Linked DNA regions of Homo sapiens: region 1 is linked to region 2. The links are chromatin loops, found by intact Hi-C in ENCODE. Cell type or tissue: CD14-positive monocyte. All regions are shown on one strand. Links, peaks and the distances in the headings refer to the core of each region. The heading gives the core; the rest is flanking DNA. Region 1 has its middle 100 kb from the start of OPRM1. Region 2 overlaps IPCEF1 (interaction protein for cytohesin exchange factors 1).

What was found. A loop is a pair of places that touch in the nucleus more often than their neighbours do. Peaks named below come from ENCODE experiments on the same cell type or tissue, not always from the same donor. Only the 100,000 strongest peaks of a DNase experiment are listed, where the experiment ranks them.
Region 1: it touches region 2 in a loop (5-fold over the local background); 1 of 110 quality-filtered maps calls a loop at or near these places.

What each region holds. Positions count from the first base shown.
Region 1 is chr6:154,133,084-154,149,618 of GRCh38, reverse strand. It overlaps a transcript of OPRM1 not described here. Among named protein-coding and RNA genes, the nearest start is that of OPRM1, 100 kb to the right of the region's middle. In CD14-positive monocyte, for the core only: no CTCF peak of the experiment used is centred there; DNase peaks (open chromatin) are centred at 8,698, 9,568 and 10,648; H3K4me3 peaks cover 1,782 bases; H3K27ac peaks cover 2,949 bases.
Region 2 is chr6:154,294,296-154,310,830 of GRCh38, reverse strand. All of the region lies in intron 1 of IPCEF1 (interaction protein for cytohesin exchange factors 1), which reads left to right. Among named protein-coding and RNA genes, the nearest start is that of IPCEF1, 54 kb to the left of the region's middle. RefSeq lists an enhancer at 8,188-8,237. In CD14-positive monocyte, for the core only: no CTCF peak of the experiment used is centred there; DNase peaks (open chromatin) are centred at 6,990 and 8,520; H3K4me3 peaks cover 2,443 bases; H3K27ac peaks cover 3,328 bases.

The DNA.
Region 1 (16,535 bases), core at 7,835-11,834, 160 kb after region 2:
CACACACACACACACACACACGATCCAGAATGGATATGCAGAAGGCTGAGGTCAGCTGCTTCAAAAGAAAGTCACAATCCCTTGTTCAGTTTTGAGACCTAACCCTCAAGAGGAGGCTGTTTCTCATGAGGAAGACGATTTTAACAACACCATGTGATATGGGTAGGCTTTGAGTCCCTACCCAGATCTCATCTTGAATTGTAGTTCCCATAATCCCACGTGTCATGGGAGGGATGGAGGGGAGGTAATTGAATCATGGGGACAGTTACCCCCATGCTGTTCTTGTGATAGTGAGTGAGTTCTCACAAGATCTGATGGTTTTGTAAGAGACTTTCCCACTCTCCTTTGCTCTGCACTTCTCTCTCCTGCTGCCATGTAAAGAAGGATGTGTTTTCTTCCCCTTCTACCACGATTGTTAAGTTTCCTGAGGCCTCCCCAGCCACGTGGAACTGTGAGTCAATCAATCCTCTTTTCTTTATAAATTACCCAGTCTCAGGTATGTCTTCACAGCAGTGTGAAAATGAACTAATACACCCTGAGATAAGATACAGGCAATTCCCCTAGTCCTTCCCAAAGGAACCTATAACCATTTACTTGGGCAAGTGTACAATGGGGAAGGGGAATACATAAATCTTTTAAGAAAAATTGTATACAGGGGCCACATTGTTTCTGATTTCCAGGAACTACTCAAAAAATATCATGGCCTCTGTGTTAAGGTAGGGGTATACAGAGGTCAAGTAATAGATGACCCATGTTCTCACTGGTTTCTAAATGTTCAAGCCAAAAATGGGCTATGACTGCCCTACAGCCTCACTTATGGGTGACTCTGAAAGCTGGTGATGAATGGAAAGCCTTCCACGGGGCAGAGCTTCATGTAACATATCTTGCCATCCATGTTGTGTGGAGATAGAAGTGACCCAAGGAACATAGTGGACAAGGAGGTCTGGGGGAGAGCCTTGTGGAGGTACCTGTGGGAGTGGGCACAATGTTGATGATCTGATCTTTATATTGAATGAAAATACCTACCAGAGAGCGTCCCTTTCAGAAGAAGCACACAGGCAGGATGACTCAGCCAGCAATGTCTGCTAGTTTCTCTGTTGACATGTGCATGGGCTCATGAACAGAGAAGACATGGTGGCAGAGATGGAGGGGCACCATGGCCCCCAGACATGCACACATTCACCAAGGCTGCAAGCTACTGCTGCTGCTGGATGGCTTGCCTGCTAATAACAAAAGTCAATGCAGAGTCCCAATAAGGTATCATGTTTTGGACATCAACCAGATACTTGTTGGCAACTTGATTAGCTTGGACCCCTTCCATCTGGGAAAAAGCAATGTTTCATCCTGGCTATGAAAGACAAGGATTTCACCCATGGATTGGCCTTTCCTTGATACAGTGCCTCAGTCAACACTAATATTCCAGGGTTCACAGAATGTTTGATCTATGCATGGGATCCCACTGTATGGCCAAGGAAGTGAGGCAGTGGGCACATAATCATGGGATCATGTGGTTCTTTCACATGCTTTTCCATTCAGAAGCTGTTGGCCTGAAAGAGCCTTGAAAAAGTCTCTTGAAGGTGCAGGTGAGGCACCTGCCAGTGGAAGACATCTTATGAGAATGGAGAATCAGCCTTCAGAATATAGTATACTTTACAAAAAACTGGCCATACTTTATAAAAAACTGGGGTACTCTGACCCCAATAGGCTGAATTATATAGGTCAAGGAACCAAGGGGTGAAAATAGGACTGGTCCAGCTCTTCACTGCTCCAAGTGATCAACTTGGGATTTGTGTTTCCCATCCCTACAACTTTAGGCTCTCTGGATCTAGAGGTCCTGCTCCTGCCAGAGGATGCTGTAAGAATTCCAGTAAACCTATGCCTGACACTTAGTTCCTTTGGGTTCCTCATGGTAGGAGATCAGTGGCACTGAAAGGATTTACCAGCTGGCAGGGATGATTGATAATCATGAGGAGGTAGGATTTGCTGTTTCTTAATAGAAGAAGGAAGAGTATGGTTGGCATTCACATGATCTATTAGGGTGTCTCTTGGTATGCCTATGCTCACACTCAGTTATAACTCGCTCAGTGAAGCAACTGGCCTGATAAGTATATGGTGAACAGGGGCTCAAACAGCTCAGGGATGAAGGCCTGGGACACCAAACAGCAGAAACGCAAGTGAAGGAAAATCTAGAATGTGTTGTGTAGGAGGGAGATAATGTATCACCGAAGGCTTTAGGACCAATTGTACCACACAGCTGTAGTTCATCACCCTAACTTGCCTTTTGGAAGTTTCTCCAGAAATCATGACAGTTCCTATGTAGTGAACAATATGAAAAACAAGAGAACATGAGCGAGAGAAGAGATGGACTCCACTGGGTGTTGATAGCGATCTGTTTAGATCCTCTTATCCAGGCAGATGGACCCAAATTACAGTGAATGGTGGCTGCTAACCACTCCCCATTGCCTTGTCCTCCAGAACTTCACCTCTGGTTGAATAGCAGCTGCTTCCCTGGAGCAGTTGTCCTTCTGCTCCCCTTCCCCACCTCTCCCTCAGCAGCCAGTGACCAATAACTGATTTATGAAGAGTACAAAAGTCCATTTCCCTTAAGGTAGAACCAGCTCTGTGGTGCAATGTGGACTTCAGAGCTGCCCTCAAGACTAGATGGAAGCTAGTTTCTATCCAGACTGTTTTGTTAATTAGCTTACTTCCCACGCCCCACCCTCCTTTCCCAATGCCCCTTCTGAGATTCCCTCCTCAATGCATCACTTTAACAAAAATCCCCATCTCTGGCCCCAACTCTTCTCTGGAACCTGACCTAGGACAGTTACCCACCCCTCGGCATGGCTCTTCCATGTGGGGTGCCCTTTCAGTTCCATGCTCATAAAGGTACCCAGGGGAAGCACAGCATATTAAGGATGATATTGTGTTTCTCCTTGCACCATAGTTTGTCAGTCCCAAGAATGAAGCTAGAATGCAAATGCTCTTTTCCCTAACTTGTCACCTTAATGTATCATCCAATATGAGTGAATATCAGAATCATTCACCAGCAATCACACAACATATTTTCAATACTGATTTTATATGTTATGCACAAAGTACTCCATTATATACCTTATAAATTTTGGCTGGAGTTTAAGTGTTACCCTTATCCACCAATAGAAATTATTGATCAAAGTAGGTTGTAGATTTCCTCTTCCACTTTCTTTCTTTTCTTTTTTTGAGAGGGAGTCTTGTTCTGTTGCCCAGACTAGAGTGCAGTGGCACGATCTCAGCTCACTGCAACCTCCGACTCCCAGGTTCAAGTGATTCTTGTGCCTCAGCGTCCTGAGTAGCTGAGATCACAGGCGCCCGCCACCGCGCTCAGCTGATTTTTGTATATTTAATAGAGATGGGGTTTCACCATGTTAGCCAGGCTGGTCTTGAACTCCTGACCTCAAGAGATCTGCCTGCCTTGGCCTCCCGAAGTGTTGGGATTACAGGCGTGAGCCACTGCGTCTGGCCCACTTTCTTTCTTTACTTAAATATCTAAGTTAACCAAATGTCTCTTTGTAAAACCACTGACTTGCTGAGATGCCCCATGCAAATATTGCCTTCTTGTTGGGCTATTTCATCAAGGACAGTATGATACTTTTTGAATACAGTGTGAGGGTTATAAACCTTATGAATCAAGGTTTATTTTTCTTTCTTTGCCTATGGATGTCCAATTGCTCCAGCACCATTTGTTGAAAACACTTTTATCTTCATTGAATTGCTTTCACACCTTTGTCAAAAATAAGTTTGGTGTATTTATGTGGGCCTATTTCTGGGTTTTCTATCTCTGTTCATTTGATCCATGTCTCTATCCCTCTGTCAATACCGCACATCTTTGATTCCTGTAGCTACATAAGTATCGAAATAGGGCAGACTGCTGCTTCCTCCCAATTTATTCTTCTTTTTCAAAATGTTTTAGCTATTTTAGTTCCTTGCCCTTTCATGTAAATTTTAGAATAATCTTGTCTACATCTACAAAACCCATTGCTGGGAAAAACCTGTATATCAATTTGGGAAGAATTGACATCTTTATTTCATTGAGTCTTCCAACCTATGAACAATGTATGTCTCTCCATTTATTTAAATGTCTTTGATTTCTGTCATCAGTGTTTTATAGTTTTTAGCATGAGTCCTGTATGTTTGTATTAGATTAACACCTATTTCATTTTTTGAGTGATTGTAAATGGCATTGTATATTTAATTTGGCTGTCCATGTGTCCGTTGCAAACATATAGAAATACAGTTGATTTTTGTGTCTGTTCATCTTCAATTCTGTGATTTTGCTGAACTCCCTTATTAGTTCTGGGAGGGTTTTTTGTTTTTTTCTTTTAAGATTTCTGAGGATTTTCTACAAAGATAATCACAGTCATGTCATCTGCCAACAGAAGTTTGTTGGTTTGTTTCCTTCTTAACTGTATGACTTTTATTTCCTTCTCTTGTCTTATTGCACTAACTAGAACTTCTGGCATTTTCTTGAATAAGAGTAGTGAGGGTGGACATCCTTGCTTTGTTTCCAGTGTTTAGGGAGAAAACATCCAGTCTTTCACCATTAAATATAATTGTAGCTGTAGTTTTTTGGTATATATATTTTTTAAATCTAGTTGATGGAGTTCCTATTGCCATCTATTCTTATTTTTCTGAGAGTTTTCATCATGAATGGATGTTAAAGTTTGTCAAATTAATTTTATGTATCAATTGATATAATGATGATTTTTCTTCTTTTACTATTGATATGGTGAGTTTCTTGATTTATTTTGAGTATCAAACCAGCCTTGCTTCCTTGGAATAAATTCCACTTGGTCATGGTGTATAATTCTTTTTTTTTTTTTTTTTTTTTTTTGAGACAGAGTCTCGCTCTTGTTGCTCAGGCTGGAGTGCAATGGCGCGATCTCGGCTCACAGCAACCTACACCTCCTGAGTTCAAGTGATTCTCCTGCTACAGCCTCCCCAGTAGCTGGGATTACAGGCACCCACCACCACACCCAGCTAATTTTTTGTACTTTTAGTAGAGACGGGGTTTCACAATGTTGGCCAGGCTGGTCTCGAACTCCTGACCTCGGGTGATCCACCTGCCTGAGACTCCCAAAGTGCTGGGATTACAGGCTTGAGCCACCATGCCCGGCCCGTGTTGTATAATTCTTATTAAATGTTGCTGAACCTTATTTGCTAATATTTTGTTAAAAAGTTTAACTTCTTTATTCAGGATGAATATTGGTCTGTAAATTTTTTTGGTGCTATCTTTATCTGGTTTGGTATCAATATAACAGTAGCTTTGAAAGTAAATTGGGAAGTGTTCTCTTCAATTTTCTCAAAGAGATTGTGTAGAATTGATGTAAATTCTTCTTTAAACGTTTAGTAGAAGTCTTCAGTGAAATTATCTGGGCTTGGAGACATTTTTTTGAGAATTTTAAAATAACAAATTCTATTTCCTTAATACTTACAGGGTATTGAAATTATCTGTTTCATATTGGGTGACTTGTGGTAGTTTGTGATTTTTGGGGAATTGGCTCATTTCATGTAAGCTGCCAAATTTATTTTTGTTGAATTATCTATAGTATTTCTTTATTATCCTTTTGATATCTGCAGGTCTGTACTGAAAACCCTGTTTCATTTCTGATATTGGTAATTTGTGTCCTTTCTCTCTCTCTTTCTCTTTCGGTCAGTCTTGCTAGAGGGTTGTCAATTTTATTGCTTTTGTCAGATAACTGCCTTTTTATTTTAGTGATTTTCTCTATTGTTTTTCTGTTTTCAATTTGTGTGTGTGTGTGTGTGGTATTTTGTAGTAGAAGTAAGGAAAAATATATCTACTCCATTTTTCCAGAAGTGGAAATTCCTGAGTCTTGTTTTAGGACCAAACTTGCCCTTTTAAAGTGAGATTAATCCCATTCATTAGGGTGAAACCCTCATAGCCCAATCACCTCTTAAACGTCCTACCTCTCAACACTGAAACAAAGGCAACTAAATTTTTAACATGGGGACTTTTGGAGGGGACAAACATTCAAACCATAGCATCTATCTGTCTCCAAACTCCTTTCCCAGTAGTTTATGCAAGAGAAGGCAATTTATATTCTTACACTTCACTCTGTGGTCTTGTTACTCTTTGCTTCCTGTCTATCTTTCTTGTCCTGATGAAGAATAAATTCATTGTCAAATTACATCATGACCAATAATTTTAATAAATGTAGATGAAGAAGAGAGGACTGTGTGCTGTAGTGGTCAAGGAGGGCTTCATGGAGGTGGTGAAGTTTGAGCTGCATTTTGAGGTATCGGTATAGATGGAGCAAGAGTGATGAGAGAAGGACTAGGTATGCCAGTCTTAGATACAATGGGACAGAGGAGTGAACTCAGAAAAATACCAGGTGTATTAATAGACACATAAGCAGTTTGGCTTACTGTAGAAAGGCAATCAAAAAAATATTAAATTACCTTATATTAAACACATATTATATCTGTGCATTTATGTGCATATATGTATGTCTATGTTAGTGACCTTTTTTTATATATATATTAGAAATGAGACTCTATTAGTCTGGCTGGAATTCCTCTACTCCAGGCAGAGAATGTTCAGGGAGTTCAAAATACTCTCTGATTGGTATGGAACCTGGAAGAATTGTAAGGAAGAACTGGTCCTCCCTTGGGGTTCAGATAGGTCTCAGTTATTTGATGGAATTGGGGGAACCTCAGATGAGGCTGCATTAGAGAATGAGAAGAGTGGCAGAAACCATGGACTGCAAGGCTAAAAGGCCAAGTGTGAGCAGTGGAAGGTATCCGAGCTAGTGGAGGGGAATCCGTGCAAGTCTACCTCAATTCTTGCCTTCTCAGTAGAAAGAATTCGACTGAGGGGCATAAGTCAGAAAAAGAGACTGAGGCAAGTTTCAGAGCAGGAGTAAGGGTTTCTTAAAAAGCTTTAGAGCAGGAATGAAAGAAAGGAAAGTACACTTGGAAGAGGCCCAGGTGGGTGACTTGAAGGACAAGTGCCCCGTTTGACCTTGGATCTAGGATTTTATATTCTGGTCGACTACTGGAGTCTAGTGCCCCTTTCCTTGGATTCTTCCTTCAGGGAGAGCCGCCTGCATGCTCAGTGGCCTATAATCCCAGGGCGACAAGAGTACACAGTGTGTTTACTGGAGTTGTACACATGCTCGCCTGAGGTGTTCTCGCCTTTTCTGGTGGAATGTCCCCAGAAGGTCATACTACCCATTTTGCCTCTTAATGTGCATGGTCGAGCCCAGTCACCCAGTTCCTGAGATCTTATTGGAAGCTGCTGATGACCAATTTCAGGTGTTATTATCTATGGAGAGACTGCCTCTCCCTGGCGCTGGCTGCGACCTATTGTTATTTTAGAGGGGCAGTGTGACAACTGCTTGACCATCACCTGACTTTCCTGGAGGGGTGGGGTGGGGAGTCCTGTCCTGCCCTGCTCATGCCTGATGAGCTACCCACTGTAACACAAGCCCAGCAGAGACGGCCAGAGGTTGGAGGGGACAGATTACAGGTCCAGAGCGTGAGAGTTGGGCTATTTGCATCTTTTCCAACTTTCAAATGCTTGAGCACTCTGGAGAGGAGAAATCAAAGATGATACCAGTACCACAGATCTACTAGCAACCACTTGTGTAAAACTTGGTCATGAGAGGCAGAATGTAAGGCAGGAACTGAGGCTTGTGGATTGGGAGATGTGAAAGGAAAATATCTTGGGCCTTGAAATCACTAAGGTAAAAGGAAAATTCAAGCCGGGAACTGCTTAGGGCAAACCTGCCTCCCAGTGTATTCAGTCATCCTTTTACTCACTGAGATAAATGCATATCTGATGGCCTCCTTTGGAAAGACCAATCGGAAACTCAAAAGAATGCAACAGCTTGTCTTTCACCTAGCTGTGGCCTGGAAGCCCTTTGCCCGCTTCGCGTTGTCCTGCCCTTCTGGACTGAACCAATGTTCATCTTACATATGTTGATTGATGTCTCACGTCTCCCAAAAATGTATAAAACCAAACTGTGCTCTGACCACCTTGGGCACATGTCGTCAGGACCTCCTGAGGCTGTGTCACAGCTGCACATCCTCAACCTCTGCAAGATAAACTTGATACATTAACTGAGACCTGTCTCAAATTTTCGGGCTTCACACAGAGCTCTGCCGACTTCAGACCACAGGGCTGCTGCGAATACCACCAGCCCCACCCCCATCAAGGCCTCCAAGAGGAAATAATTTGGGAGAAAATTAATGGAAAAGACTGGAGTTTTGGCATGACAGACCTAGGGGATAGAGCACTGAGACTTAGGGGTAAGCTAACCGTTAGAATATTTATACTCACCAGCTGGTAAAGACTGGGATAAGCGGGTGATTTATAACATTAACACGCGCTGCCCATGTACTGAGCATCAGGGAAGGTGCTTTGTGTCCATTATCTCTTTTATGTGAGGTAGGTTTTATCTTTCTGATGAATGAGAAAACTAAACCTAGGCTCAGAATAGCTAAATGTATTGCATCCAATAACAGTCAGGGGTGGATCTGATTCTAGTTTGAGAGTGACAAATCTTAACCATGAGACCACCAAGGAGTGAACATTCTGGTTTTGCCTTGGCTCCATGACTGAGGCTCTGATCAAACTGTAAGTCTAGTACTGAAGAGCTGGGGCCATACGTGAGTCATTCATTCAGTCTGGCTTCTACAGCATCTAGTGCTGGCCTCAAATGGACATGTGACAACCAACTCTTGAATGGACTTGATCACATTAAAAACAGCATCTGAGTAGTTAGGAAGTGGCCAATAGGATGCAGTCTGCAGGAAGTTTGCAGAAAGGGTGCCTTCTCCTGCCAGGCCGTCAATAGGGTAGGGAGTGTAGGCAGGGTGCCCTCTGTGGGTTGACCTGTATATCTATGATTCATAATGGCCTCCTTTTGCCCTATCTGGAGCTGCATATGATTCTTGGGAGGTCCATCTCCAAGTAGTGCCTCAAAAATAAGGCCAGGCGGGGCTGCTCACACCTGTAATCCCAGCACTTTGGGAGGTTGAGGCGGGCGGATCACCTGAAGTCAGGAATTTGAGACCAGCCTGGCCAACATGGCGAAACCCTGTCTCAACTAAAAATACAAAAATTAGCTGGTGTGGTGGCACACGCCTGTAATGCCACCTACTCAGGAGGCTGAGGCAGGAGAATCGCTTGAACCTGGGAGATGGAGGTTGCAGTGATCTGAGATCGTGCCACTGCACTCCAGCCTGGGTGACAGAGCGAGACTCTTTCTCAAAAAAAAAAAAAAAATAAAATAACATAAACGGCTAAACTTTCTATTATTTTTAAGGCTGATGATGAAATAAACCATAGGTCAGGGAAGTATGTAAGCTTGAAAGTTGAAGAGTTCTAAAGTCTTACTTCCTCTGGGGAGGATAAAAGCTGTGGTTCTTTTGTTGCGATAATGACAGACTGTCAGTGTCTGTCTGTTTGCCTGACTCCCATTCACTGAATAAATGCTGGTAATTGTTAATTGCTTTGAGAAGAAAACTGAGTCATAGCTTGAGAGTGACTTGCATATCAATGTTTCAGGCCCTCCGTTCTGGTTTTCTCAAGAGGGCGGGGAACTGGAGATGGGATGGTTGCTTCCTCAATTGCTTTTGGCCTAGACTGATTCAAGTGTGATTTTTCTTTTTTGTTCCCCCCAAGAGATAACGTCACCGGGGAATTTAAACTGCGGGCCAGGGGAATGAACGCTTCTTTTTTCTGGTCATCTTGGTCTGCAGATCATGTCTTCCATTTCATATACCGTGGAGAAGATAAGCATTTGATCAAATTTCTAGCAAGCTAGATGTTAGGGGCTGATTTAAGTGGCTGCCTACACTTACCAGGGGCCTTAAGTGTCTTTCACTCTGATTGCTCCTCTGAAAATATATTAACCGACCACTGACTGATGGCTGTGTGTTAGGCCCAGCTGCAGCCATAGTGATGCCCTTTCTCATTTTAAGGATAGCTATAAACTAAGAAGGTGTCCCTGGGCTGCACAGGTCAGGGGGCTTTTTCTGAGATGCTAGAGACATGAGATCCTCAAAGCACTGTTTTTGTTGATTGCTCCATCCTTGGGGCATGGTAGCTGTTTCTCTTCAGCTTATTCTGGTTTTCTTATTTTCTGGTTTATAATGTGCTCCAGGTTGAAAGAAATTTTAAAGTCAAGAGATTTTAAGGTGAGAACTCCAAGAGTTTTCAAAAGGGAAACCATTTTTAAGACCCCCAAAAGAGGACTATAACCCCCCTCTTGACCTCTCCAATGTTTGGTACACATCTTATCCTCTTCCCTTCTTGTCTGTCAGACTCTGATACCAGCGACACAAGTCAGGAATCATCCATTCCAGGAGGCCTGCCTTTGTAACCTATCAATGGGTCACCTTACCTGCTGCCCAGACAGAGCTGATTTCTCAAGACTGGGGAATCGCAATAGGGAAAGAGTAATTCACGCAAAGCTGGCCAAGCCAGAGGTCAGAGTTTTATTATTACTCAAATCAGTCTCCTGGAACATTTAGGGATCAAAGTTTTTAAAGACAGTTTGGTGGGAGTGGAGGGGCAGTGAGTCAGGGAGTGCTGATTGGTTGGCTTGGAGGTGAAATCCTGGGGTGTCCCAGTCTTCTTGCGCTGAGTCAGTTCCTGGGTGGGGTCACAAGATCAGATGGGCTGGTTTCTCAATCTGGGTAGTGCCGGTTGATCCATCAAGTGTAGAGTCTGCAAAACATCTCAAGCATTGATCTTAGGAGCAGTTTAGGGAGGGTCAGAATCTTGTAGCCTCCGGCTACGTGACTCCTAAACTATAATTTCTAATCTTGTGGCTAATGTTAGTCGTCTAGTACCCAGGCAAGAAGGAGGTTTGTTTTGGGAAAGGTCTGTTATCATCTTTGTTTTAAACTATAAACTCTAAACTAAGTTCCTCCCAAAGTTGGTTCAGCCTATGCCCAGGAATTAACAGGACCCCTTGGAGGTTAGAGGCAAGATGGGGTCATTTAAGTTGGACCTCTTTCTCTGTCTCCGTCATAATTTTGCAAAGGTGGTTTCATCTTGACACGCTCCTTCCCGGCAAACACATGGGCAGAGCTCCTTATTCCTTCCATATGCTCAACCCAGAAAGCAGGCACATGAGCCTTACCGGGAGGACTTTGAGCAAAGTCCTGAGGACCAGGTCCCACCTCCAGATACTTGCTGATATAATTCATCTGCAGCAGGTTCCAGACATTGGTATTTTTTATTTTAAAGCAATCAGGCGATTCAACTGAATAACTGGCCTAGAATAACCTCTGTATGAAGGTATTCTAAAATATTAGCATTAAAATATTTACTTGTTAAAAAACTGCGTGACTTTTTTTTTTTTCCTGAAAGCTTTTTGCATACTGTCTAATTTAATCCTCACGTCAATTATGAGAGACTTTGCAGTGGCAGAAACAGGCTCAGAGAGTTTAAGAATATGCTAGTAAGTCGAAGGAGTAAGGAGTTACACCTGGTCAGTGTGACTTGAAAGCTCAGAATTTTAATTAGTATTGTAGATGCTGGCTTGATTTTCTTTGCTTTCTACTGGGCTCAGAAGTCCTTGAAGGGGAAGACTATGTCTTTTTATATCTCTATTTCCAATGCTCAGCATTATGCCCCATGTTAGTTGGAAACAAATGAATTCTGAATATTCTTCATGAACGTGAGGGCTCTTTAACAGAAAGATGGGTCTCAGCCCTGAGTTCTGGGTCTTCAGGGTTATTTATTCTTCTGTGTCTGGCTCATGCAAATTCTTCTTCTTCCAACATCCCTCTTGTCCTATCCATTGATTTCGATTTCATACTTCTATTTTACCTGTGAAGTTTTCCAGGCCAATTGTGGCTGAAATGGTGTTTCCTTCTGAACTCTCATGGTATATAAAACATGTGTTATTTGACTTAGGACTGAATCTGTACCATTCTTTTGTATGTGTAAAGGCTGTACACTTTCATTTTGATTTGTAAGATAATTGGAATAAGACTGTAAATATCACCAGAATCTTCTCTTTTTGAATCTCTTAAAATACCCAAGGTGGCCCCTGGTATAGAGTACTTATGAATTGATTTCTGTTTATCTGTTAACTTTATTCTGTTAAATAAATTTAATGATTTATTAAATTATAGAAAAATATTTCTAACTTTGGAAATAAAATTATTAGCATCAATAACTGAGTACATAAAGGTTTATTTCTTTATTAATATAATTTATTAGTCTTGCACAAGCATGCCACAGAAAGCAAGTATATTCAGAGGTAACAGATACATTTTAAAATAATAAATATACTCCTATCTTTTCCTTTCTTTTTATCACTGTACATAGATGTAATATTCTCTTTACCATAAGCCCACTTTTCTAATTATGGACTTGTATTTCATAGGCATTTCACCTATATTCTTGGGGAATAATTTTTGAAGGAGGTAGTGTAATGTGGAGGTTAAAAGTATAGTTTTGACATAATATATTAGCTGGGCTACTGTGGGTAATGTAATCTCTCAGGCTTGGTTTCCTAATCTGTGAAACGAGATACTAGTATTACTGTCTAAGGTTGTCGTGAAGATTAAATGAGATCATAAAGATCTTAGTGGAATGACCATAAATAGTCCATACTTGATGTATGTTCACAAGATCATTATTACAATTTTTGTTATCATTAAAAGGTTTAAAATGTGAGCTGCTTTCAAAGACACTTTATATCCCCAAATAGCAGCAGGAATGTTTTTTTGACAAGTAGGTGTGGGCAGCTACCTATCGCTCGGCTTGCCTCCCTTTTCACCCATCCTTTGCAAGTCACATGTTGGCATCCCTTCAAATCCCAGCTCCATCCACATCATATGGGCAGGTCATGGAAAGCAGCTGCCAGTTTTCACCACTCTCCCCATGTATTTGAAGTAAAGGAGATGTATATTTTTGTTGTACCTGAATTTCAGACACTGTCTTGGGCACTGTCTGTGGGGATGCTGCGCCAGTGCAGGAAGAGGGCCCAGGAACCAAGCGGAGGGGCTGAGGGATTAGGTGGAACATGAGATCCCCCTGGCCATTCTAGAGAGGGCCCCTCAGGTGGGTATGAGAGATTTAGATGAGTTCAGTCTACAGAATCACTTAGATATATCTGACATCTCTTTCTAGATGATTCAGCTGAAATTGACACCATTATTTTACAAGAAGAGTCAGGGATAGCCTAATATCATACACACATTCTCATAGGAGTTTCTCTTATTTCTTCTCTCCTTCTACCTTGGGCAGAGTGTTCTTCGTATTAAATATTTAGCCTTGGAATGAAACCATGGCGCAGTCAGGGAGGCGAGGGGCAGGAGAGTGGTGATGGGGAGATAGAGACGTGGAAGCCCCAGAAAACAGAACTAGTGACAGGCATGACACAGGTAGGGGTTTGCCTGGGATCCCTTGGCTATAGCTTCTTTTGCCTTTATGATGGCCAGGACCCAACAAATTCATATTCAGCCATTTCCCTGTGATCACCCAGGACTCTCTGGGATATGATGTCTCAGCCTTCCTGGAGGCAGAGCCGAATCACGCCTTTATAGGTGCTAAACACTCAAGAGAATGATTCTCCTTCTGTGTGTAAGTCAAAATGATAAAAATACTCAACACAGGTAAAGCCCAGCAAAGTTTTGAGTTTAATATTCCCTACGATGCTTCTTTAGGGACATTAAATATGAAATGCTTTCAATTTTTTTCTCTCAGTCTTGATGTTTTGGGTATACTTTCCTTTCAGAAAACACATTTCTAGTTTCAATGGGAAACTAGCAGCTTTGGCACTGCTGGGAGTACCAGGCTGTACTAGGAAAATGTCGAGTGGTGCCTACAGCTACTGCTTTCATTCCTCGGGAGACTTGGCCAAGGCCAAGAGGTTCTATATGCCTGGATATGAGGCCTAGGTACCTTGGAGAAGTTGGACACCATGGCTGGACCAAGCCTTTTATATAGCCTTTTCAAGTTGGCCAGGGAGCCTGCCACTAGGAAGAAGACAGAGTTAAAAAACAAAGTTTCCCCCACATCTGGGCAAACATTAAGCTGTAGTATGCTTGACAAAATATCTATATCTATATCTATATCTATATCTATATCTATATCTATATCTATATCTATCTATATATTTTTTTTTACATGGAGTCTTACTCTGTTGTCCAGGCTGGAGTGCAGTGGCATGATCTCGGTTCACTGCAACCTCCACCTCTCAGATTCAAGCGATTCTCCCTGCCTCAGCCTCCCGAGTAGCTGGGATTACAGGTGCCTGCCACCATGCCTGGCTAATTTTTGTATTTTTAGTAGAGACGGGGTGTTGCCATGTGGGCCAGGCTGGTCTTGAACTCCGGACCTCAGGTGATCCACCCGCCTTGGCCTCCCAAAGTGCTGGGATTATAGGCATGAGCCACTGCACTTGGCCGAATGTCAATATTCTTTAGGATGGGTACATAGACTTAATAAGGGAAGATATCTGTTCTCATATTCTGACACCTCCAGTGAATTCCATAGTACACATGGCAAAAAAGAAATTTAAAAAGCGTTGTTAGAATGCGGACTATAGATTTGACTTAGTGAAATTGTCCACGTCTTGGCTGGCCACCAGACTGGCTCTGGGAAACCCATAGATGATGGGTGGGTATGAAAGAAGGGTTCTGAGATCTTCTCTTCCCAAAATGAAACCTAATTTAAATAGATAGTTTCTGTCAGCTATTTTTGACAACTGGGTTAACTACTATTCTCATTTTCCCTTCTCAAATAGTGGTTTTCTTTGGACTCAAATAGTGGTTTTTTAGGACTCTTGTCCTAAAAAAAAAATGCATGTTAAATTTTAAATTCGCTGCTCAGCTAGCCAGTTTCTCGAAGAGAACTATCTGCAATTTGCAGGTTGGCCTGATCGCTCCTTCTATCTGAGTCAGAAGCTTGAGGGTGAGGAGTCTGAGCCCTGGTTGAATATCTTTTAACAAGTTCCTGTTCTGTTGTGTTTGATGGTCCTCAGTGTGGCTTCTGGATATATTATGTCTCTAGCACTGTCAGTGCTAAGTGGGTTCCCTGCCTCGGCCTGGGGATTAGAGGGAGGGCAAGGGGTGATGTGAGATGCAGGGTGGGTGATTCAGGCGCAGCTTCAGAACCAGGGCCATTGTATCTGCTGGTCTCTTCTTGCACATCAGAAGTCTTCTTTGCAGACATAAACCATTTCAGAGAGGGCACCCTCCTGCCTCTCAAACTAAATCTTGGATTGAATGTCGATGCATCAGAAAGAAGTATCTGGTTGGCTTTGTTTACTCTATCCCATGGTGAGGTCTCTCTCCTGCAAAGCCAGGCATGAAACAACTTCTCCTCTGCTTTGGGGTTCCAGAAGGAATAATTCATCTCCCAAAGCCTGGGTATGAATATAACTCTGTATTTAGAGTAGATACCTGGGAATTTAGGTGACAGAAATTAGGCATGGATGTTGCCTCCTAGTGATCTTTCAGAAAGACAAATCTAATCATCTGACTTCTGTTCTTAAAGATCACTGATGGTTCCCCACTGTGCAGTGAATAAAGTGCATACTCCTTAAATGACAGCCAAAGTTTTTAAAAATGAGTCTTCAGCCAAACTTAAAGCTTCTTCCATTGCTCAGCTTTCAAACCCTATGTCCCAGTCAACCAAACCATAGGCCATTTCCAGTGGACAACAGTTTATCTTTATCACAATCCCTTTGGCCTTTTCTGTGGAAATGAACAAGCTAGTTCTAAGATTTATACAGAAATGTAAAGGGTCAAGAATAGCAGTCAGTCTTGAGAATGAAGCACTTGGAGGGCTTACGCTGCTAGATAATCAAGACTCATTGCAAACGCACAGTATCTAAAACAGAATGGACAGATCAATGGAAAAATTCAACAGTTGGAAACAGACCAACACACATTGGACTGCCTGAATTCTGGCACGGGTACATGACAATGAACTTGAGAAAAATAGTCTTTTCAATAAAAATAGTCTTTTCACACATTATTGGAAGGAGGGTAGACTGGTAAAGTCACTTCAGAAAACCATTTGGTATTATTTGCCAAACAATTCAATTTCTAGATAAATACTCCAGACAAATGCATGCATATGTGTACCTGAAGATGTCACACACTAGCATTATGATCACCTAAGACTGGAGGTGACCCAAATGTCTATCAATTGATAGCAGAATGGGTGAATAAATTGTGACATGTTCACACAAAATATGAAGGCCCTTGAATACCATGGGAAGGGATCGGACTTTAATCGTTAGGTAATAAGACACCATTCAAAGCTTTTGAGCAGAAGAAGGACAAGATAAAAACTGTGTGTCAGGAAATTACATCTGGTAATACCATGTAGAGATGAAATTTTTACATATAGGGACATAGCTTTTTCTTTTCAAAAGGCCCTTGTAAATAACTCTTTTCAATAGGCAATCTAAAGTTATGCAATGTTATTTTGAGATAGTTTTTTTCTTTCTTTTTTTTTTTTTTTGAGATGGAGTCTCACTCTGTCGCCCAGGCTGGAGTGC
Region 2 (16,535 bases), core at 6,822-10,821:
CCCCTTTCTACTCTCTTTTTCTATGAGATTAAGTTTTTAGATTCCACATATAAGTGAGATCATATAGTATTTGTATTTATATGCCTGGCTTCTTTCATGTAGCATAATGTCCTTCAATTCCATCCATGTTGCAAATTACAGACTCTCCTTCTTTTTTAGGTCTGTATAGTATTCCATGTGTATATACATACCACATTTTGATTCTGTATCTTAACTATTGTGAATAATGCTGAAATAAACATGGGAGTACAGATATCTCTTTGACATACTAATTTCAATTTCTTTGGATATACACCCAGAATACGGATTGCTAGATCATATGGTAATTTTATTTTTAGTTTTTGTGGAACCTCCATACTATTTTCCAAAATGGCTGTACTAATTTACATTCCCACCAACAGTGTGCAAGGGTCTGCATCCTTGCCAACATCCTAGACCTCCTCCCCTTCCTCTAGTTTTCAAAAAAATAGAAAGAAAGAAAATAGCCATTCTAACAGGTATGAGGTGATATCATTGTGGTTTTAATTTGCATTTCCCTGATGGTTAGTGATGTTCAGCATTTTTTCATGCATCTATTTGCCAATCATATGTCCTCTTTTGAGAAATGCCTGGCAGTTTTGATGTGGGCATCTTGATTCAGCTGAGGTTGAGCTCCACTTGTATTATTAGGTCTTGGAGAGCTGACTGTGTGGTAAGAATTGGAGCAGTAGGAACAGACTTCTTTTACAAAGGTTGACTAAAGGGAAAGTTTAAAAATGCACAGCGACGGCCGGGTGTGGTGGCTCACGCCTGTGATCCTAGCAGTTTGGGAGGCCGAGGTGGGTGGATCACTTGAGGTCAGGAGTTCAAGACCAGCCTGGCCAACATGGTGAAACCCTGTCTCTACTAAAAATACAAAAATTAGCCAGGCGTGGTGGCATGCGCCTGTAATCCCAGCTACTTGGGAGGCTGACCCAGGAGATTTGCTTGAACCGGGGAGGCGGAGGTTGCAGTGAGCCAAGATCTCACCATTGCACCCCAGCCTGGGTGACAGAGCAAGACTCCATCTAAAAAAAAAAAAAACAAGAAAAGAAAAGCAGAGTGACTAAATAGCTTTAGCGGAAAGAATTTTATTTTAAGGTGGGTAGAATTTCACAAAGATTGTGGATCAAAGAGGAAAGTAGAGAGGAATTGTCTAAAGATACAGGGCAGATGAAAAAAAATACAGGACAGAGAAGAGACAGTAAATATGCCTTCTCCAAGAACAAGGAGGGCGGCACCTCCCCAGCATAATGAAGGGATTGGTCTTCAATAGGAAGAGAAGGGTAACAGGTATATAAGGATGGTATCTAACAGCTCTGTGAAGAACGGTGAGATGGCTGAATAAGAGACAGCAGGATGTATTGGGGATGTGAAGGTAGAATAACTGCTGGTTTCTTCCATCGGTTGGGTGTCATTAAACACATGTTGTGAGCTCCTGTTGTGCTTCAGGTAGTGTGCTGGCATTAGATGGTGAGCCCTGCCACCATAGAGTGGGGGGACAGATACTCATCTTAATCATACAAATATATCCAAATTTGTGATATTGATAAAGGCTGTGAATGAGCGGTTATTGGCGTTCTGAGACCATGTAATGGGTAGTTTGACTCAGACAGCTCAGGGAAAGTTATCTGTGACAGCTGGAGAGAGTGAGTATATGATACTTAGTAAAAGTGAGTTTCCCTTCTTTTTTAGAAATCACCTTATTTAAAAGAGACAACTTATTTTAGCAAATATTGACCTTCTCCATGTCTCTTTACAAAACTGTCCTCATCTAAGATGACTTAACATATTTGCAAGAAGTTCCTTTTTAAAAAAACAAAAAAACCAAATGTAGATGTTTACACTTTTAAAATGAGAACTGCAAACCATTTTTAGCAGACGGTCCTTGTGTTCCTGAGTTGCAGATGTCACACCTTATCGCATCTAATTTAAATTGAAAAATAGTATTATCCTGTAAAATTGACAACAAAGAGAACATTCTAAAGTATTATCATTTTATGAAGAATCTAGAAATTACAAATGCATGTTAACTCCTTTTGTGCTGTAATAGTGGTTGTGTATTCGTGATTCTTTTACAGTCCTTCAACACAAATTAATTAGTTTTATCCCCAGTTTCAGGTTAAACTCCCCTAAAAGCCACACAAAGTAATGGCTAGTTTTATTAGTCAATACCATTGATTTCAATTAAACAGCAAAGATAGGCTTTGCTGAAAGAACGATGTTTATTCTCAGGATGTCTGAAATTAATATAAAGAATACTTTGTTCTCTGTTAAACCTCTATTGCCTTGGGAAAGAAGGTTGGCTTCTGGATAAGTTTTGTAAAAAGATAAATTGGATGGTATAATTTTAAATGTGGAGCCCTCATTAAAATATTTCAGAAAGGGCCAGGTGTGGTGGCTCAAGCCTGTAATCCCAGTAGTTTGTTTGGGAGGCTGAGACAGGTAGATCACCTGAGCTCAGGAGTTGGAGACTAACCTGGTCAACACTGCGAAAAAAAACAAAACATCTCTACAAAAAAATACAAAAATTAGCAGGGCATGGTGGCACGCACCAATAGTCCCAGCTACTTGGAAAGCTGGGGTTTGAGGATCGCTTGAGCCTGGGAGCTTGAGGCTGCAGCCAGCCATGATTGCACCACTGCACGCCAGCTTAGATCACAGAAAGGACATAAGTAAATTAATCATATCTTTTGGCCCCTTTCACCCTGTTCTAGTTTCTTTCCACTATTTACTACTGTCTGTTTACATCCCTCTCCCCCTAAAAATTGCTGAGACTGCTGGAGAACTGTTTTTATTTAAAGGGGCAACGTTCAAGCCACCCCTTACCTTTCTTCTTTTCAGTGGTGAGAGCCTCCTGGGAAGTGTTCTGTTTGCTTGCTGGTTGTGACTATTTGTCAGTGGGTGGATGTGAGGATGCCAAGTTGGAAAGGGCAGCTCAGTCGTCTAACAGTACACAGAGGAGGCACTCAGTGCTGTGAGCACACATTCATTTTTACTCTGTTTTTGATGAGTGTTTGAAGCAAAGAGTAGGGTATAGTTAGCAATAAAGATGGTGAATGTACATCTAGATGCTTTTCACATTAAATGCAGATCTGTGAAAAAGTCGAAATCTAAATAAATTGTCTAGTATTTGTGTGATTTTATTATAATTTGATGAAAGAGACTACTTGGCGGGTATGGGATTAAGGAAAACAGAAATAAAAGACAGTTCTGGACCACGGTTATAGGCTTAAACTGTGTCTCTCCACACCTCCTACCCCTATTCATATGCTGAAGTCCTAACCCCAGTACATCAGAATGTGACTGTGTATTAGTCCGTTTTCACACTGCTGATAAAAACATACCCGAGACTGGTCAATTTACAAAGGAAAGTGGTTTAATGGAGAACTCACAGTTGCATGTGGCTGGGGAAGCCTCACAACCATGGCGGAAGGCAAGGAGGAGCAAGTCACGTCTTACATGGATGGCGGCAGGCAAAGAGAGAGCTTGTGCAGAGAAACCCCCATTTTAAAAACTATCAGATCTCATGAGACCCATTCACTATCATGAGAACAGCACAGGAAAGACCCCACCCCATGATTCAGTCATGTCCCACCGGGTCCCTCCCACAACACATGGGAATTATGGGAGCTACAAGATGAGATTTGGGTGGGGACACAGAGCCAAACCATATCAGATTGTATTTGGAGATAGGCAGGGCCTTTAGAAAAGTAATTAAGTTAAAATGAGGTCATTAGTATGGGCCCTAAAACCAAACCTGTGGCACCTTGATCTCAGACTCTGGCCTCAGAACTGTGAGCGGATGAATGTCTGTTGCGGAAGCCACCCAGTCTGCGGTATTTTGTGATGGCTGCCTGGCAAACTGATACAACCACTCACACACAGCAAACTGCACAGAGGGGCATGAATACAAATGTGAATGTTATAGCAGGTGCAGGTTAAGGGAAGTGAGATATACAAAAAAAATGAGATTCAGTCCAAGAGCTGGGTCTGGGCATTGGCTAGATGTCTGACTTTGAGCAAGTTCCTTAACTTTTTGAGTTTCAGAGTCATCAACTGGGCTCATGAGAACCACAAGAAACCTACGAAGGCACTGGGACAGAGCCTGGCTGCTGGTAGGCGCTGCACAGTATCCATCCTCCCTGTCCTCTGCCCTGGCTGTGTGTGCTCTTTCCTAGGGGGCCCATAGGGTAAGGGTGCATTGACCCTGAGAACTTTCTCACAGCAGGGTGTCATGAGCCATCTCTGGGTCTTAGTTTCTTGACTATTAATGGGCTGGGCACAGTGGCTCATGCCTGTAATCCCAACACTTTGGGAGACTGAGGCAGGAGGATACCTTGAACGCAGGAGTTCGAGGCCAGCCTCGCAACATAGAGAGACCCTGTCTCTACAAAATAAATCAATAAAAATAAATTAAAACAAAATAAAGCAAACAATTCAAACTAAAATAAAAAGAAATGAAAGGATTGTGCTGCACTGTTAGACTCTAACTCGAGGTCATTCTGTCTCTGAAAGTTTATATTTTTAAAGAATTAAAGGAAGCAAGCTTGAGTGAGAAGACAAGGTAGGGGGTTCTGGATAGATCTGCTCAAATGTTAGTAAATTATGAGAAGCCAAGCACTGATGAGGTTAATGTAAGTGACGTGGGGCGACTTCCAGAGTTAGATGTCGGGGTGGGCAGGCAGGAGAAGGAAGCTGGATGTATTAGGGTTCTCTAGAAGAAAGAGCTAATAAGATATATGTCTATATGAAAGGGAGGTTTTTAAGGAGAATTGACTCACACGATCGCAAGGTGAAGTCCCACAATAGGCCCTCTGCAAGTTGAGGAGCAAGGAAGTCAGTCCAAGTCCCAAAACCTCAAAAGTAGAGAAGCCGACAATGCGGCCCTTAGACAGTGGCCAAAGGCCCAAGAGCCCTTGGTAAACCACTGGTGTAAGTCCAAAGGTCCAAGAGCTGAAGAACTTGGAGTCTGATATTTGAGGGCTGGAAGCATCCAGCATGGGAGAAAGATGGAGGCCAGAAGCCTCAGCAAGTCCATTTCTCCCACCTTCTTCTGCCTGCTTTATTCCAGCTCCACTGGCAGCTGATTGGATGGTGCCCACCCGTATTGAAGGTGGGTCTGCCTCTCCCAGTCCACTGACTCAAAGTTGATCTCCCTGACAGTCACACCCAGGAACAATACTTTGCATCCTTCAATCCAATCCAGTTGACACATAATATTAACCATCACACTGGGGGTAGTTTCAGTGGTTGAAAAGGAAAGCCCAGGATGGAGAACTATTAGTGATTTTTGTTTTTAAACCAGTGAGATGTGATTTTTGTGAAAGATTATTCTGGTAGTATATGCTTGTGTATGTAGGATAGACAGGTACAGCAGGAGGCAGAAGACAGAGATACAGGCAGAAGAATGAGCATAGGAGGGCCTGAAAGATTGCTGTGGAAATGGACAAATGCACAGAGAAGAATGCATGGTAGAATTACTGATGGAGTGGGAACAGCAGGGGAAGGAGAAAGGGAGCTCAAATCACTGAAAAGCAGATGACATGCACCAGCCTATTGACCTCCTACTGGTTTTTTGTCCCAAGACAGACACCTGACTGGGTAAACTCTGAGATGGAGGGGGCTGAGTAACAGCAAGGAGGCACAGTCTTCTCACATATTTTCTTTCTTTCTTTTCTTTTCTTTTTTTTTTTTTGAGACAGAGTTTCGCTCTTGTTGCCCAGGCTGAAGTGCAGTGGCACAATCTCAGCTCACTGCAACCTCCGCCTCCTGGGCTCAAGCGATTCTCCTGCCTCAGCCTCCCGAGTAGCTGGGATTACAGGCATGCGCCACTACACCCAGCTAACTTTTGTATTTTTAGTAGAGATGAGGTTTCTCCATGTTGGTCAGGCTGGTCTTGAGCTCCCAACCTCAGGTGATCTGCCCACCTCGGCCTCCCAAAGTGCTGGGATTACAGGCGTGAGCCACCGCGCCCGGCCTTTTCTTATGCTTAAAAATCAGGTTGACTTGGTCTAGAAATGCAGATGATGATTTTTTTTTCTTTTTCCAAACTGGAGATACAGGCAGGAAATTTCCCAGGTATGAACTGAGCATGGTGTTATTAGGTCAGCAGAGAGCCTTCAATAGGTAACTGACTGTCTATGGATTTGGTCATATTGGCCTCTTGCTTTTCAGGATCTCTGGCTTTTGATCCAAATACTTACATATCAGATCCAGAATCAACTCATACAAGCAAACCTTCATTCAGAATATATAAATGGTGATGTCTTCTTTTATTCATTTATTCAATGTTTACTAGTGTCCTAAGTGATGGGCTATGAGTTGGGAACACAGATGAATGAGATGCCAACCCTTCCTGTAATAATTCATGCTAAGTTTATCTGTCTATTAAATTGCATCACACAAAATTGAAAAAGAGAGTGATTTCAGGAAGTATTCTCAACATGAATAAAGTCTGAAAAAATTGGCACGAATACTATACTCTTTAAGGAAGAGCAGACTTTTGTTCTATCCTGGTGAAGCTGCTTATTGATGTATTTTTAAAGTATATTTTATTTATTATTATTTTTTAATTAAAAAAATTTTTTTGAGACAGGGTCTTGCTCTGTCACCCAGGCTGGAGTGCAGTGGCACAATCATGGCTCACTGCAGCCTCAAACTTCTGGGCTCAAGTGATCCTTCCACTCAGTCTTCCAAGTAGCTGGGACTACCGGTGTGCCCCACCACACCAGGCTAACTTAATTTTTTTACAAAAGTGGGATCTTCTTATGTTGCACCAGGCTGCTCTTGAACTCCTGGGCCCAGAGCCTCTTGCCTCAGCCTCCTGAGTAGCTGGGACCACAGATGCATGCCCCCTTGCCTGGTTAAGGAGTGCATTTTATTTTTTTTATTTGAGACGTCTTGCTCTCTTGCTCAGGCTGGAGTGCAGTGGCACAATCATGACTCACTGCAGCCTTGACCTCCCGGGCTCAAGCAATTGTCCTGACTCAGCCTCGCATGTAATTAGGGCCACAGGTGCACCAACATGCCTCGTTAATTTTTTAATTTTTTTGCAGAGAGAAGGTCTCACTTTGTTGTCCAGGCTAGTCTTGAACTCCTGGACTCAAGCAATCCTCCTGCCTTGGTCTCTCAAAGTGCTGGAATTACAGGCATGAGCCACTGTGCCTAGCCAGGAGTACATTTAAGAGTAGGGCAATAGTTGTTACAGAAGAATGTATGAGAATCATTCTCTTTTTGTGTTAGTTCTCTTCAAAACAAATGATAAAAAGGAGAAGGGTGAATGAGCCATTCTTGTCTCTCCCCGTCCTGTATTATGTCGTTAAAATTGGAGAGGTTTTGCAGAAAACAACCCTCTCGTGTTCTGAGAGCTGATGGATATGTACACCAGTAATCAAATGACAAAGTGAAAAGTGCTATCATAGGCCGGGTGCAGTGGCTCATGCCTGTAATCCCAGCATTTTGGGAGGCCGAGGTGGGCGGATCACAAGGTCAGGAGTTTGAGAACAGCCTGGCCAACATGGTGAAACCCCGTCTCTACTAAAAATACAAAGATTACCCGGGCGTGGTGGTATGCACCTGTAATCCCAGCTACTCAGGAGGCTGAGGCAGGAGAATAGCTTGAATCTGGGAGGCAGAGGTTGCAGTGAGCTGAGATTGTGCCATTGCACTCCAGCCTGGGTGACAGAGCGAGACTCTGTCAAAAAAAAAAAAAAAAAAAGTGCTATCATAGCTATAATATAGTTGCGTTCAAAATCTGATGGGAACTTAGGAAGATTTACTAAAGCTGTTGGGTTGCTGGTCAACATTGCCTCACTAAAGATGATAAGTAGTGATGGTGATCCATATATTTGGGTGTTGCAGAGTCAATACACAAAATAAAGGAAGGTGGGAAAGGATAAGAAATAAGTAATTATTAAGCATCTACTAAGTGCCTGATGACAACTGGGTAAATTCATGAAAATTATGTCATTTAATCCTTACAAGCACCCTGGGTCCTAAGTTATAGTCACTTTTCAGATGAAAAATCTGAGACTTGGGCCAGGCACAGTGGCCCATGTCTATAATCCCAGCACTTTGGGAGGCCGAGGCTGGGGGATCGCTCAAGCTCAGGAGTTCGAGACCAGCCTGGGCAACATGGTGAAGCCCTGTCTCCACAAAAAATATAAACATTAGCCAGGCGTGGTGGCACATGTCTATAGTCCCAGCTACTCGGGGGGCTGAGGTGAGAGGATCAGTTGAGTCTGGGATGTTGAGGCTACAGTGAACTGAGCTCATGCCACTGCACTCCATCCTGGGAGACACAGCAAAACCCCCTTCCCCCACTAAAGAGAAGAAAAGAAAAAGCTGGGACTTGGAGAGAATAATAGTTTATCCAAAGTCCTACAGCTAGTGGGAGGCAGAAGCAGGATTTCCATATGTGTCCAGACTCCCCCCACCATATCATGTGGTTACAACTAAATGAGACAAATAAAGCACACAAGAAAGAGGAAGTGGGCAAATTTGGTTTTGCTGCCTCTCGAAGTGAGCGTGACTCAGAGATTTCTGACAGCAGAACCTAGTGGTTTGTGGAGTCAAGGTCTATAAATGTTTCTGTTACTGGATTCAGGAGATTTAACTCAATAACAGAAGCTAGCTGTCAGATAAAGACTGGAATAAACATTTCTTTGCATTGGTATATAGATCCACAAATGTGAGCAATGAGAACTCTCTGGATGGTTTCCACAGAAAATGAAGTGTAGTTGAATCTCATTTATTTGGAAGTTGTCTATCTATAAACTCACACATCCAGCACACAACAAGGAATCAGCAAATCAGCAAAACTCCATGAGCGCTCAAATAGATGTCATAACCAACACATCGTAAATCTCAGGCACCACGCTGTTTATTCCATTCCAAATGCCTTCAAGCCTTCAATTAGAATCTAGATTTAAAATATTTAGTATAATTTTTTTAACCTTTTGAGAGTATAAGGTATTATTTATTTTTACTTATTAGTACTACCTCCTTTGAGATACTTAATCTTAAAATGTGGATTAGTGATTCTTACTTTTTATATGTCCTGGTTCAATTTGAGACTATGATGAAAGCTGTAAATGCACATATCACGTTAAATTATCCACACAATTTCAGTGATCATGATCCCCCGAAGTCCCAGGGCTCAATAAATAACTCTGGAATATAGAGTAATAGGTGTACCTTTAAGAATATTATATAAATACTGTTTATTGTAACTGAGCCTTTGACACGGATTGAGAACCAGCCAGTTGGATTTAAGTGTTCCTAGCATTAAATAAGAATGCAGCCTGTTCTATGCTGCAGATTAAACAAGTGCTTTCGTAGCCTGGAGAACGGTACACACACAGACACATTTAACAAAACACCATGCTAATATTTCAAGGTTTATGGGGTGCCTGGATCAGATAGCCTCAACCCTTGTGCCCAAGAGTCTCATGACCGTTTGGGAACATCACAAACCTCTAGATCCTACCAGTGCATGGCCCCAGGAGATGACGATCCACGTAAGAATGCTGGTCCCTTCCCTCATCATTCCTTCCTCATATCTCAGCTGAGTCCAAACTATAATGTGAGGGATCAGGGATACACATGTAGACCATAGACTACGACAACAATGATTTTAACCTGGAAAATCTAAACAGGTGTAACTACATGTTGATTTCAACTCTAAAATTTAAATACAGCATATATGTAATATTTTAAGGGTGATTAATATAACTTTTGGGTGTATGTGCCAAGATAATTGACTGTAAAATATGCTTTAGTAAGTGGCCGAGTTAACTTGTTTTATAGATTTATTGATTATAAGCCACTTAAATGTGGAGCTAAGTCTAACAAAATAATTACTTTGGGTTTAGAATAGCTGGTCTGTAGCTCTTCCTTTTCAGTGGTCAAGTAACAGGGCAACTTCTCCATTAAAGCCACTCCTAGTTCATAACAATAAAAGCCATTGTTTTCAAATATAACAATCTTTATTTACTTACCTAAAGAAGTAGAGTGCTGCCAATTTCATCCAAGAGTAATTTGCTAAGGGGCATAAAATGTCTGTTTCTTCAAAGCCCATGGGGAATCTGGTGTTTACGTGTTGGACTTTATGTTTTTTGGGGGGTGGCGGAAAAATCTACTTTGCTTCTTTTTTTGTTGTTGTTATTGATATTGTTAGTGTTTTTTTGTTGTTTTTAGACACAGGGTCTTACTGTGTCACCCAGGCTGGAGTGCACTGTTGTCATCATAGTTCAATGTATCCTTAAACTCCCAAACTCAAGGGATCCTCCCACCTCAGCCTCTCAAGTAGCTAAGTACTACAGTGCACGCTACCATGCCTGGCTAATTTTTACATTTTTCTGTAGAGACGTGGGTCATCATATGTTGCCCAGGCAGGTCTGGAACTCTTGGCCTGAAGCGATCCTCCTGCCTCAGCTTCCTAAAATTCTGAGATTACAGGCATGAGCCATCACATCTGAGCATTTGTTTAACAAAGAAAGAAAAAAGGAAGCCATGTCTCTCAATACCTACATTTAAACAAATAGAAAATAAATATTTTCAGAGGCTCAGTTGAAGAATCAGAATAAGTAATAATACTCTATGTTTAACCTAAAATTGCATCTGCTTTAGACTTTACCCACAAAGAGGTCTGCCTGCATTTCAGCTTTCATGAAGTTGTAAAGTAATTGTTCTTTCCTTTTGGGAGGGAAGACAAAACACCGTTCGCAGTCATGGGAGAAATGCTTCCTCCATGCATGGGGCTTGGAAAATGACTGGTGAGGTGAAGTCTTCATTCACTTCGGGGTTTCATTTTTAAAGTAATATGCCAACTGATGAATGTTATACATGATTCGGGCACAGAATTGCTAAATTTTTGCAAAATTGAAGAGTATAGATTCACAGTTTTCCAAGTTTTTTTTTTTAAGTCATAGACTACTTTCTTTTTTCTTTTCTTTTTTTAAACATTTTATGGTATTTGCTTTATTGCTTATCAGTCCTTTTATCCATCCCTCTATCCATCCATCAACCCATCTTTAATTTTTTATTTTATTTCGTTTTAAGTTCCAGGATACATGTGCAGGATGTGCAGGTTGGTTACATAGGTAAATGTGTGCCACGGTGGTTTGCTGCACCTATCAACCCATCACCTAGGTATTAAGCCCAGCATGCATTAGCTGTTTTTCCCGATGTTCTCAGTACCCACACCTCCCCTAGAAGCCCTAGTCAGTGTGTGTTGTGCCCCTTCATGTGTCCATGTTTTCTCATCGTTCAGCTCCCACTTATAAGTGAGGGCATGCAGTGTTTGCTAAGGATAATGGTTTCCAGCTTCATCTATGTCCCTGCAAAGGACATGATCTCATTCCTTTTTATGACTGCGTAGTATTCCATGATATATATGTGCCACATTTTCTTTATCCAGTCTGTCATTGATGGGCATTTGGGTTGATTCCATGAAAGACTCTTTCTTTGAATGAAAGTATGCCCTGCAGCCCAAGTGAAACTGCTAAGTGTGGACCCGCCCACCTCCCCTAGGCTCTCAGCAATTGTCCCCTGGTCTCTTCTCTCAGCTGCACAGAGCCTTGCTTATTGTTGGGCATGGAGTAGCTTTATCCCAGCTTAATAAAGCACTCATGGGAGGACCGAGAGGGGCTTTAGGATGCTAACCACTGACAACAGGATTTTAAGGCATGAATGATTCACAACTGATTTGTGAAAGAAATAGCAGTATTTCCTAAACTCTTTGGGTTAACATCCTGGGATAAAGAGGAACATTGGCATTCTTCTTCCTTAGATTATGTGTGTATGCATGTGCACAATGCTAATATTGGTAATCTTTTTTTTTTTTTTGAGATGGAGTTTCGCTCTTGTTGCCCAGGTCGGAGTGCAATGGGGCTATCTCAGCTTACTGCAACCTCCGCCTCCTGGGTTCAAGCAATTCTCCTGCCTCAGCTTCCCAAGTACTTGGGATTACAGGCATGCGCCACCATGCCTGGCTAATTTTGTATTTTAGTAGAGACGGGGTTTCACCACGTTGATCAGGCTGGTCTCAATCTCCTGACCTCAGGTGATCCATCCGCCTCAGCCTCCCAAAGTGCTGGGATTACAGGTGTGAGCCACTGCGCCCAGCCATAATGTTGGTAACCTATATAAGAGTTACTCATTCTCTGCTGAAAGAAGAGACTCTTAACCATTCTTCTCTCTTTAAAGGAAGATTGCTCTCCATTTTCTTTGCTTTCTTTGGGTTTGAGTCATTTTTCAGTTGAATTAGCAGGGCACAGTCTGTTTCTTCAATGAACAAATAACAATGCCCTCTTGATTCGAGATTATATAATTGACTATGACTCATGAAATGTTTGCAAAGTCAAAGTGAAACTGCTGACTTACATTTAGTTTAAGTTTTGATTAAGAGGTTCTCTAGGAACCAACTCTGCAAAGACATTTTGGGGACCACTTGGGAAATCGTTACATCAAAATGGGGTGTATCTGAAAGCTTATTACAAGATATTTTGTGACGTGTTCTCAAAATGTTTTCTTAGAAAAAGTTTTTATAGTTCTCTGAAATTGAGCCAGAGGATCCTGAATCTGACATTTTTTTTTAACTAACAGTGAATTTTTAGTTGAAACAATCTTTGCATTCTGCCATTTATGTAGCTTTTATTTAAAAGAACATAGAAATGCTAAATGATGAAATAAACTATTTTGGATAACCCTACCCATTGAACCTCAAAAGTGTTCCTGACCTTGTTCTTAGAAGCACTTCTGTGCTTTATATGCTGGTTTTCAAACACTGAAAATGTTCATGTGGACTTTCACATTGTTCTGCACCCTGGGACCTCACGCTCAACAGCTGAGATAAGAAAAGAATGCTCTTCAGAGCACTGCGGCTCATTAGAGTGCTGTCCAAAATCTCATCCATGCCTAATAAAGTTAGTGGAATGTCAGGGCCTCTACTGTGATGCAAGGATCTAAATGTGACTTCTCAAGCAGCCAAAATATTAGCTGTCATCCCCGTCCATGCAGAGCTCTAAGACTAGGCCTTGCAGACACAAAACTGTATGTACAGAATGACCCTTGTTATGTTACAAATTTTCAAAATGAATAGAAGAAAGTGGACAGGAAATGCACAATGAGTTCACAGTGGGTACCTGTGGACCTGGGGATGATGGTGATTTTTGTTTTCCTCTATTAACTTTTTCTTTTGCATTTTTAAGCTTACAACAATGCAAATATGCATTTGTAAATGTCAAAGCAACATAGTTTTCTAAAAAGTGGAATAGATGCTGTAGTTATTGGCAGAGCCACAATCAGAGTGAGGACATGGTGACCATGAGCCCTGAATGTAGGCTGCCCAATAGCATTGCCAGACCTGCACGTCAACCTGGGGTTTAAAATATGCTCATGGTAGGGGTGCTGAGTCAGGAACCTGCTACAAGCCAGAAGGACCAAACACCTAGAAAGGTAATGACTTTGGGCTGGGCGCGGTGGCTCACATCTGTAATCCCAGCACTTTGGGAGGCTGAGGTGGGTGGATTGCATGAGCCCAGGAGTGCAAGACCAGTCCAGGCAACATGGTGAAACCCCGTCTTTACAAAAAATACAAACATTAGCTAGGTGTGGTGGTGTGTGTCTGCAGTCCCAGCTACTCAGTGAGGCTGAGGCAGGAGGATCACCTGAGCCTGGGGAGGTTGCAACTGTAGCGAGCCATGATCATGCCAGGCTGGGTGACAGAGTGAGACCCTATTTAAAAAAAAGAGAGAGAGAGAAAAGAAAAGAAAAAAAGAAATGTAATGACTTTGGACCAGTGGGGAAGCAGAGAGAGCAGCGTCATCTTATATCGCACATTTAGGATCTGCATCCAATCCTCCTGACTTCCACTGTGGCTGGGGCCCTGTCAGCCTTTCTCACTTTAATGTTCTTTGTCTGTTTTTATCCAAAACCGTTGAGGATGATATTCTCTTTTTTTTTCTTTTTTTTTTTTTTTGAGACGGAGTCTCTCTCTGTCGCCCAGGCTGGAGTGCAGTGGGGTGATCTCCGCTCACTGCAAACTCCGCCTCCTGGGTTCACGCCATTCTCCTGCCTCAGCCTCCCGAGTAGTTGGGACTACAGGCGCCCGCCACCATGCCTGGCTAATTTTTTGTATTTTTAGTAGAGATGGGGTTTCACTGTGTTAGCCAGGATGGTCTTGATCTCCTGACCTCGTGATCTGCCCTCCTCGGCCTCCCAAAGTGCTGGGATTACAGGCGTGAGCCACCACGCCCGGCCGATATTCATTTTAACAACATTTTAGGTGGTACATACGTTTTGGTCAAGGAGAGATACAGACAGAGTTTTTCCTGGGTGTTGGTAGTTGCCAAAAATGAATCTCTAGCCTGGGAGTTTCTAGGGCATGCGGTGGAGTTGAGGGTGGGCTAAACAGGTGAAAAGATGTGGCGCTGGCCTCTAGGAGAAGCAGAGAAGGCAACGGTGGATCCGAGAAGTGACTTTTGTGTTTCACACTCCCTTGTCTTCTTTACATCCTCTTCTTATAGCAGCTCTTCCCCTGCCTCTGGTGTTCCTGTCCTCTTGGTGCCCTCTGGGTGGTCAAAACCCAACAAGAGCACCCCTTGGAATCTGCTTGCCCAAAAGGGCTCCTTTCCCTTCATTCCTGTTTTGTTCCTTTCTTCCCTATCTCCCTGTGCTTCCTTTATCCTCATGAAATGTATGCACAGAGCCCACAGCATATTTAGACTCAGAACACTGAGAAGTTTGAGAGTAGTAGCTGTCAGCTCCTTCATATAGCTAATAATTTGGGACTAATATTTTGAACAGTGTCAGGGAAGACAGTGTGCTAACATGACCTGCTACATTAGATGGCGGCCAGCCAACTGCTAAGAGTGTGTGTGTGTGTGTGTGTGTGTGCGTGTGTGTGTGTGTGTACGCATGTGTGTGTGTGTGTGTGTGTGCGTGTGCACATGTGTGTGACAGGCAGTCACCTCCTGGCTGTCAGAGAGCTCCAGACAGTTCAGGACAGAGGCATGACCAGGAGTATTGCAAGAGTCCCAAAGCCCTGGGCAAGAGAGGCTAAATTTCTCTGCAGTTTTAGCTTAGACATGTACAGACTTAGCTGATGGACTCAGATCCACAAAAGGCTGGACTGGAGGGAGAGCCATGGGGCTGCTGGCAAAAGCCAAGATGAGCCAAGAAGTCTAGCAGTGTGGGAAGAGGCAGCAGATCCTTGTGCAGGCGTCGCTGACCTAGACCCCCTGTGCTCTCTGTTCCCCAAGCAATGCTCACAGCAAAGTGTGTGCCACTATGGAAAGTCCTCATCAATGAGCAGAAAGAGGTGTGTGTGTGTGTTGGTGGTGGGGTGCGGTGAGATGGGGGTGTCCAGAGGAGGTTGGGGGCAGCACGGCAGCCACCCGTGAGCAATGGAGTGGCAGCTGCCAACAGAGCAGTCAACAGCAGCCACAGCGGCAGATGCCAGGGCAGTGGTCTTCATTTGTAAGAACAGCACCACCTTCACGGGGTTGCTGTGAAAATGAATACTTAATGCATGAGCAGCATCTAGCACATGACTGTACAAATTAAATAATCAGAGCTTAATAAATGTTGGCTATTAGTATTTTTTTTTTTGAGATGGTGTCTCACTCTGTCGCCCAGGCTGGAGTGCAGTGGCGCAATCTCAGCTCACTGCAATCCCCGCCTCCTGGTTTCACGCCATTCTTCCGCCTCAGCTTCCCGAGTAGCTGGGACCACAGGGGACCGCCACCACACCCGACTAATTTTTTGTATTTTTAGTAGAGACGGGCTTTCACCGTGTTAGCCAGGCTGGTCTCGATCTCCTGACCTCATAATGTGCCCGCCTTGGCCTCCCAAAGTGCTGGGATTACAGGCATGAGTTACCACGCCCGGCCAAGTACTTTTTTTAAAAAATAATTTTTATATTTTATTTTTTAAAAGAGATGGGGTTTCACTCTGTTGTCCAGGGTGATCTTGAACTCCTGGTGGTGTAGGACTTTCTCCTTAGTTCAGCTAAAAGCCAGGTTCTTGTCACACAACCATGAAAGATTAGGCTCGCAGACACTTTGAAGGGTGAGAAGGGCAGGGTTTATTGGGCAAAAAGGAAATAAAAAGGGAAACAGGGACTCTCAGCAAAGTGAGAGTTCTGCTGGTAGGCTTCCTGCCTCATAGGTTGAATTCCCAGTTACCACCCCAGAACAGGGGAAGCCAGAATCCTCCGCTCTGCAAATGGTGTGAAATTCATGGCTGCACCACAGTGCACACACCTCCCTGTGCACAGGCCAGTCGAAGGTTCTCGGGAAACCCCTTTATACTTGGCTGTCTCACTGGGGTCAAACAATCCTCCAGCCTTGACCTCCTAAAGTGCTGGGATTATAGGCATAACCTATTGCATCCAGCCTCCAGTACTTTTATCATTGGTGTTTCTGTGAGATTTCCTTACTTTTACCTACTTCTACTTATTTTCAAGTGGTTACATAGTTTGATTTTACATGATATAATAAAAAGGATTCGGC